2 separate regions of the Homo sapiens genome follow, and region 1 is linked to region 2. The links are chromatin loops, found by intact Hi-C in ENCODE. Cell type or tissue: K562. All regions are shown on one strand. Links, peaks and the distances in the headings refer to the core of each region. The heading gives the core; the rest is flanking DNA.

Region 1 (4,391 bases), core at 325-4,324, 60 kb before region 2:
TCCTCTACTTGTAGTGTTTCTTTTTCAATTTTTTCAAGTAGCTCTTTTCTCAGCAAGATCTCCTTGTCCAGATTGAGGTATATTTCCATTGCCTTGTGAAGCTTGCTCTGAAATATAACAACACAGCAAGTCTTGAGCTAAGATGACCTCTCAGAACCGCAGGAAGGGGAGACATCTCTTTGTTAACGAACAGAAAAGCAGGACCATCCAGAAAGTCCAAATTGCCTTTCTCATGGTTGCCCAGATTTTCCAAATCCTGATGTCTGAGAACTGGTGGGGGAGGAGAGGACCTTGGAGTCTTGGCCTCAGCTGGAGAGGCAAAGAAGTCAGGCACACGGGGACCTAAATCCTGCCCTACTACTCACTAAGGAGATCTCTGGGGAGGTCCCAGAACCTCTCTAAACTTGGGTCCAGTCACCATGTAGGGTTGTGGAGAGGCTTACAGGAGACAGCCTGGTAGAGTGCTGAACACAGTGCCTGGCACATGGAGAACATACGACAAACAGCTGCCATGACTATCTCATGTGGATGGAGCGTGGGGAATACTCCTCATGAGGTGGGTGCTACTGCTATCTCCATTTATAGGTGAGAGAACTGACCTTTAGGGAGGTAAAACCATTTCCCCAAGGTCACAGAGACCAGGGGGAGCCGGGAATTGAGCCCATACAGAGATTCCACAGCCCACAGGCTCCACCACCATCTCATCGCCTAACGAGGCCGGACCTGCTAGTTTTAGAGGAGTCCTGCAGGAGCACAGCCTTGCAGATTCCCACTGCATCATCTGCCCTTCACTGGCTTCTGCAGGCCCCACCCCTGCTTCTTAGATTGGCCCCCTTTTGACCACTCTCTGTCAGTGGGGAAGAGTCATCCAGAGGAGCTGGGATGTGCTTTGCTGGGCAGAGGAGTGGGCCAAGGGAAAGACGCAGTGATTTGGGGAGCTTGCTCAACAAACCCTGAAAACCCACCCACCAGGCACCAGTCCCTGCACCAAGCACTGGCCAGTGAAGCAAACTAGGCTCTGCCACCAGAAGGCTGGCTCACAGCCCGGACAGTAGGGGAGAGGCAGTAAAATAATTTCAAGAAGAAATGTAAGACTGCAATTGTGCCAAGCTGTGAGAATGCCAGGACAGTGGTTGGAGAAGGTTTTCCTGAAAAAAAAAAAAAAAAAAAAAAAAAAAAATATATATATATATATATATATATATATATATGCTGGAAAGAGAGCTGAAAGATTGAATCAGTATGTCTAGGTGAAGAGAGAAGAGAACATTCCAAGCTAAGGAAAGAACTGAAGAGAGGAGGATCTAATAGGAGCTGGGAGAGTGGGTAGAGAGCAGCAGGGCCACAGTCAAAGTGAAGGCAGGAGGAGGGGGCAAGGGCATTGCCCCGGGGTGTCAAAACAGAGGAGCCTAGAACCACCTGCCTGGGGGAACTTCTGGCACCCAGGGGCCATTCTCTTCCCCACTCCTATTTTCAGACCTCACTTCTTTAAGGCTCATTTCCTGTTCCATGTCCTGCATGAAAGTTGCTCTGCTAAGGAAAGCAAAAGTGAATGAGACCACACTGATGGGGTCAGACGTGGGGCCGGGGAGATGGGGCAGGACTTTGCCGCAAGTCCAGCAATTCAGGTGGGAGGAAGGAGAGTGGAGGGAAGACAAGCGGTCACCAACTTAGAGCGGCAGGGCAGGAAGGAATGCAGGTACAAGAGCAGCAGCGAGGCCATCACTGGCTCTGCCGGGGCAGGTATCCACGAAGGCTGATGAGAGCGAAATTGGTGATGCTGAGTCAAGATGTGGGTCCCTTGAGGAGGCCACTTCTGTAAAGGACTGCATTCACTTCCTATCGCTACATAACAAATTACCACAGACTTTTGTGGCTTAGAGCCACACCCATTTATTATCTCACAGCTTCCATAGGCCGGAAGTCTGCGCACAGTGTGGCTGGACTCTCCCCCATGGTCACATCTGGCTGAAATCAAGGTGTCCGCCCAGAGCTGTGGTTCTTGTCAAGGGCTCAGGGTCCTCTTCCAAGCTCACTTATTGTTGGCAGAAGGCACTTCCTTGAAGCTGTAGGACCAAGGCCCTTGTTTTCTTTTGGGCTGTCAGCAGGAGGTCGCTCTCAGCTCCCAGAGGCCCCTCTTGAATCCCTTCCATGTGGCCCCTCTGTCTTCTAGCCCACAATGGAGAAGACCTCCTCCAGCCATTTCTCCTCATGCTTCACATCTATGACTTCCTCTTCCAGAGAAACTCTGTTCTTTCAAAGGACTCGTGTGATTAGATCAGGCCCAAGTGGGTGATCTCCCTGTCTTTAGATCAACTGTGCCATACAGTATAACCGAATCATTGAACAGAACAGAACTTAACTGAATCCATCATATTCACAGTCCTGGCCAGAGATTATACAGGGTGTAGACACCAAGGGCCAGGGATTCTTGGGGACATCTTAGAATTCTACCTACAAGGCCCCAGATCACTAGTTTACAGGCAGTCTGGAGTGACTCATCGCAGCTGTAGTCACATGCTTACATTTTACCAGACTCCAGCAGGCAGGGCTTGAGGGCATAAAGTCAGAGAAAAAGCTGCCACCTTGACTCAGGCTCACACATGAAACTCACAGAAGAGAAGAGCCCATTTCTGCCTGGTGCTGTCTAAATGCTGTACCCTTAGCACTCAGCCCAGTGCCTACCCTTGTGGAGGTATTGGTACTTTTGGTATAGAGGACAATTATTCTGCATGTCTTTAACAAGGTTTCACACTTCAGTGTTTGATATTTATTTCTTTATTTTCATTTTCTGATTGCTGGGAGAATGAATGTTTCATATTTATATCAAAGTGGCCCCTCCTGTCACCCTCCCACCCCTACCAAATACACACCTGTTCTGCAAGCAGTTCATTCGACAATATTGGCTAAGCACTTGCTTTAGCCAGGCACTGTCCTTGATGCTGGGGACGCAACACTTACTAGACAGAGCACCATCCTGGTGACACAAAACTTGCCTCCAAGAGGTGAAGAATCTTGCCCAGATGAAGCACCTCCCGCAGCAGAGCCCCCATTCAAGCACAGGCAAGGTCTGACTCCACAACTCAGTTGTTCTGCCTCCATTTCCCCCAGGAATGGCTCTCACTCTGCCCACTGTGGCCTGCGCTGCTGATCTCGGATACTGCAAGCAATCTGCACTGTGTGTTTAGACCCATCCTAAAGAGATCAGGCCCTGCCACCTGGCAGTTTGATTTTAAAAATCAGTAGCTCCATTTCCAAAACCCTTGGCTTTTCCCCCACAGGACCAGGCAGGCCCTGTGCTGCTTAACTGATTCCACAGGATAAGATCGAGGTCCAATGTGATCAAGTACAACCTGCTCTCCAGGCAGTGAGGGCCTGGAAGTCACAGGAACTGGCTTCCTCTATAAATAACAGTGATCAGATAAGCTAAAAACTGATGAGAGAAGCTAAAAGTAGAGGATCTGTTGGATGTTTATGACACATAAATTTCAGAATGCCAGCACATTGTTTTCTACGTACTTTATGCTGGAAAAGGCAGTAGAGTGGGATACACACTGAGTTAGGTGGGATGCATACTGGACTGGGAGTCCCAGCTCTTTTTTTCTTGAGACAGAATCTTGTTCTGTTGCCCAGGCTGGAGTGCAATGGCATGATCTCAGCTCACTGCAACCTCTGCCCCCAGGGGTTCAAGCAATCCTTATGCCTCAGCCTCCCAAGTAGCCGAGATTACAGGTGTGCACCACCACGCCCAGATAATTTTTTGTATTTTTAGTAGAGACAGCGTTTTGCCATGTTGGCCAGGCTGGTCTTGAACTCCTGGCCTCAGGTGATGTGCCTGCCTAGGCCTCCCAAAGTGCTGGGATTGCAGGTGTGAGCCACTGCACCCTGTCTACTTTGCATCTTTGACCCCCGGTTTTTTCATTTGTAAAAGGAAAATGTTGAACAAACATAAACTTGGTCTAAAGACATTCATATTCACATTTTTAAACTGTGTGGGCCAAACAAAGCCCACCTGCGAGCTACCTAAGCCCACAGCCACCATTGCCACCTGAGCACTATGCGAGGGGTCGGCAAAACTTTTCTGTAAAGGACCAGATAGTAAATATTTTAGGTTTTGCAAGCCCAGAAGCAAAATTGTGGGTATTGTGTACTTATATTAACAAGAGAAAAAAATCCTACCAATGTTTTATTGATTCAATTCAAAATATAAAAACTGAGTACAATACTGTAGAATATAGGTCTACTAATGAGAGAAATGGAATTTCTGGGGGAAGAAACCAATTTTGCTTCATTTGGTTTCAAGTTAGTGTTTTCTATAATCAAATTGGTTATAAAGGTTCTTCTGTAATATCATTCTTAGCTCACAGGGCAGTGGGTGGGGACACACTGGC
Region 2 (4,391 bases), core at 107-4,106:
TGACTAGCACATGTCTGATTTCCACTGGTGACAAAGTCACAGGTACTGCTAATACTGCCATGTTTTGTTTTGTATTGTATTGCTTTTTTTTTTTTTTACTATATCCATAATGGGAGAGAGGAAATGCTAAATTTTATTTAGAGATTGGTGAATAATGACATAATTTTTTTGTGTCTGAATTTATGAACCCACTGAGTTCTCACTACTGACCTAGGTTGAGGACCTCTGGTTTAGTGTGTGCGGAGTCTAAAAGCCCAGAGATCACTGTAGGAAAGGCCCCCGGGGGAAAATCCAGGGAGGAGCTGGCTTAACTCAGGACAAAGGCTGTGGGCACCTAGACAAGAGTGTAGATGGGAGTGGCCATCTGGAGAGGAAGCCAGTTGCACTTGGTTGGGGTTGGGGAGTGGTGGGGGGGATGTGGGAGCTGTTGGTGATTCTGGGAAATTTGGTTGGGCTAAGAGATACTGTGGGCAGGGTGCAGAGGCTCATGCCTATAATACCAGCACTTTGGGAGGCCAAAGCAAGAGGATCACTTGAGCCCAGGAGTTTGAGACCAGCCCGGGCAACATGGCAAAACTGTCTCTGCATAAATTGGCTGGGCATGATGATGTGCACCTGTAGTCTCAGTTACTTGGGAGGCTGAGGTGGGAGGATCACTTGAGTCTGGGAGATTGAGGCTGCAGTGAGCCATGATCGAGCTACTGCACTCCAGCCTGGGTGACAGAGCAAGATCCTGTCTCATAAAAATAAATAGATAGATAAATACATAAATAAAATAAAGAGATACTATGGAAGAGCAGTTTGGCAGGAAAATGATGAGTGTTTTTGAAGTTTGATGGCTTTGCCAGGGTCTATGGGAGACTGTCACTGCAGCGTCAGCCCACTCCCCTCCAAATGCCCACTCCAACCAGGCAGAAGTGGGTGTGTCCACCAGGAAAGTACTGTTTGCCCTTCAAAGTAGCCCCTCCACTTTTGTATCTCTTGAAACTCCAGGATTAAGGCTGCATTCACCAGACTTCTTAGTCCTTTTCCTATTTAAGATTTAAATCCCTTTGCAATAGCTGTTAGTTAAATTTTAGTCTAAAGAGATTAATTCATCCTTCCCTGAGAATATTAGAAGAGTTTCAGTTCACTGAGCTTCATTTGGGGGGTGAGGGGTGGGCACCCCCCACCCCCCAAATGAAAAAAATATGTGCCCTTTTCTCCAGCCAGGCAAGACTGAATAAGAGGGGTCACCCACAGGAGCACCAGCAGAAAATTCCCATTCCTCTGGCTCTCTTGCCCAGGACAGGCTCTGGCACATTCCCACCATCCCCCTCAGGGGCATTCTCTGGTTGGAGGACAGAGTGGGTCACACGGTAAGGATGACTAGGACAAAAAAGAATAAGAAAGTGATATTCCTAAGGAATTTATGTGCGCATGTTCCCAGGGGGAGTGCAGCCAATTTGGCCTTAATGTATATATTTTATTCACCTGTCTGGTGCCTGAAAGAAACACCAAGGTAAGAGTCCAGCACTCTGGTAAATTAAACTAAATTTGGCCTGCGGACATCTCCGTACTTGAGTCTTTATATAATGAACTGCAACCTACCTTGCAGGTAAACCGACCGAAATCCTAACTTAGGAGTCTACTATTGTAACAAACAGCTGAGTCTCAGCCAATCACAGCAGCCAAGCTTCAGTCAATCACAGGCGCCCCACTGATCAGACCACGTTCAAATAAGGCAAGAGCTGAGCTGTAACCAACCCAACTGCCTGTGTACCTCATTTGTTTTCTGTCCATAAATGTTGCCTGACCACGGTCAGGTCAGAGTTCTCCATGCCTATTCTGGTTCTAAGGGCTCCCTGATTCTAGAATCGTTCTTTCCTCAATTAAACTCTGCTAAATTTAATTTGTCTAAAGTTTTTCTCTTAGCAATTCCCCATAAACTCCTTGGATTACAGAGAGAACTCAAGACCCTACGTCCCTACCCTCTGTCCTTTCCTAGCTGGTGTAAAGCCCCCATTAACCCACAAGTTCTTGAGGGGAGGATTAGGATGGTCAACAGCCTGAAAACCTTGGTTTGATTCCCCCCAATTATGAAAGTAAAATCTATGCTTCCAAGACCCCAAAGCATGTAACGCATTTCCTTCCAGTTCTTTTTGTATGCATTTGTTACATACCTGAAAATTTATCTAAGTGTAGGTATAGGCCGGGCGCGGTGGCTCATGCCTGTAATTCCAGCACTTTGGGAGGCTGAGGCTGGCAGATCACCTGAGGTCAGGCGTTCAAGACCAGCCTGGCCAATGTGGTGAAAACCCCGTCTCTACTAAAAATACAAAAATTAGCCGCGCATGGTGGCAGGCTCCTGTAGTCCCAGCTACTTGGGAGGCTGAGGCAGGAGGCTCGCTTGAATCCAGGAGGCGGAGGTTGCAGTGAGCCAAGATTGTGCCAATGCACTCCAGCCTGGGCAACAGAACGAGACTCCGTCTCAAAAAACAAACAAACAAACAAAACAAACAAACAAGCAAAAAAACTATAGGTATGCACTGGTGTCCTGCTTTGAAACAAAGCAAAGCAAAACAAAATAATAGGTTGTATCATCCATTCTTATTGCATAGAAAAAGGCCTGGAAGGATACACACCGAACTGTGGAAATGTGGAAGGCAAAGAAGGACAAGTTTCACTTTTTATCTGACTGACTCTTGAATTTCTTGAAAAATATTAATGTTAAAGAAAAAATTATTCGAGGCACTTTTGTTAAAGAGGGTAAGGCAGACTTTATCCAAATGAGGGTCATGGCGACAGGTATAGGGACCACTGCAAGGGGTTTTGCTGTGAGTGACAGAGACCATACTCAACAGCTACTCCAACAAGAACACGTGGGTATTTATAACTAAGGAACAGAGTCGGGGTCAGCGGACAGAAAGTTACTAAGAGGACACATCAGGGACAAGGGGTTTCTGGCTAAATTGACTTGACAGAGTTATTGCGGAAGGCAGGCCAGGGTGATAGGATACTGAAGGTGATCAGATGGCAAAGGTAGTGATTTTTTGCTCAACTGATTAGCAGCATTCTTGCTCAAAGTAGATTCAACAAGGACGAGAGGGAAGTCCAAGATCAAGCTTATTATAAAGGACTCAGGAGCCTGAGTAAAGTTTTCATCAAAGGAGACAGTCTTTGTTATTAACCATGCACTACTGCAGGAGTTTCCCATTGCTGCTGTAGCAAATTGCCACAAACTTAGCGGCTTTAAGCAACACAAATTTATTCTAAACGGGTCTCGTTGGACTACAATCAAAGTGTTGGCAGGGCTACAGTGCTCCTCTAGGGGAGGATCCGTTTTCTTGCCTTTTTCAGCTTCTAGAGGTGGTCTATGTTTCTTGGCGCCACCCCCCTTCCGTCTTCAAAGCCAGCAATCACATCATTCTGACCACGGCTTCATCAATACATCTACTTCTCTGACATCCTGCCTCTCTCTTTCACTTTATACGGACCATGGTGAGTATATTTAATCAACCTGGATGCTCCGTGATGATTTTCTATCTCAAAATCCTTAATTTAAGCACATCTGCAAAGTTTCTTTTTCCATATACGGTAACATATTTACAGATTCTGGGGAAGAGTAAGTGTATATCTTTTTTTTTTTGAAATGGAGCCTCATTCTGTTGCCCAGGCTGGAGTGCAATGGCACAATCTCGGCTCACTACAACCTCCACCTCCCGGGTTCAAACAATTCTCCTGCCTCAGCTTCCTGAGTAGCTGGGATTACAGGTGCATGCCACCACACTCAGCAAATTTTTGTATTTTTAGTAGAGACAGGGTTTCACTATGTTGTCCAGGCTGGTCTCAAACTCCTGGCTTCAGGTGATCCACCCACCTCAGCATCCCAAAGTGCTGGGATTACAGGCATGAGCCACTGTGCCCGGCCATAAGTGTGTATCTTTGAGGTGGGTGAAGGATGTTATTCTGCTTACCACAATTACTTGTACAACTTTTCTTTTTGGGACGGAGTTTCGCTCTTGTTGCCCAGGCTGGAGTGCAATGGTGCAATCTCAGCTCACTGCAACCTCTGCCTCCCAGGCTCAAGTGATTCTTCTGCCTCAGCCTCCCAAGTAGCTGGGGTTACAGGCGTGCTTCCACCATGCCCAGCTAATTTTTTGTATTTTTAATAGAGATGGGGTTTCACCATTTTGGCCTCAGGTGATCCACCCATCTCGGCCTCCCAAAGTGCTGGGATTACAGGCGTGAACCACCACACCTGGCCACAAATTTTTAACACGTATTTATTTATTTATCTATTTATTTTTGGAGATAGGAGCTTGCTCTGTGATTCAGGCTGGAGTGCAATGGCATGACCATAGCTTACTGCAGCCTCGAACTCCTGGGCTCAAACAATCCATCTGTTTCAG

Evidence for each region. Peaks named below come from ENCODE experiments on the same cell type or tissue, not always from the same donor. Only the 100,000 strongest peaks of a DNase experiment are listed, where the experiment ranks them.
Region 1: it touches region 2 in a loop (5-fold over the local background); 5 of 110 quality-filtered maps call a loop at or near these places.

Annotation. Positions count from the first base shown.
Region 1 is chr16:58,263,195-58,267,585 of GRCh38, reverse strand. It overlaps CFAP263 (cilia and flagella associated protein 263), which reads right to left. Exons shown (of 9, transcript NM_014157.4): 7 at 1-107. Among named protein-coding and RNA genes, the nearest start is that of CFAP263, 15 kb to the right of the region's middle. RefSeq lists an enhancer at 2,347-2,641. In K562, for the core only: no CTCF peak of the experiment used is centred there; DNase peaks (open chromatin) are centred at 1,825 and 2,495; H3K4me3 peaks cover 448 bases.
Region 2 is chr16:58,202,759-58,207,149 of GRCh38, reverse strand. No RefSeq gene overlaps it. Among named protein-coding and RNA genes, the nearest start is that of CSNK2A2, 6.8 kb to the right of the region's middle. In K562, for the core only: no CTCF peak of the experiment used is centred there; no DNase peak of the experiment used is centred there.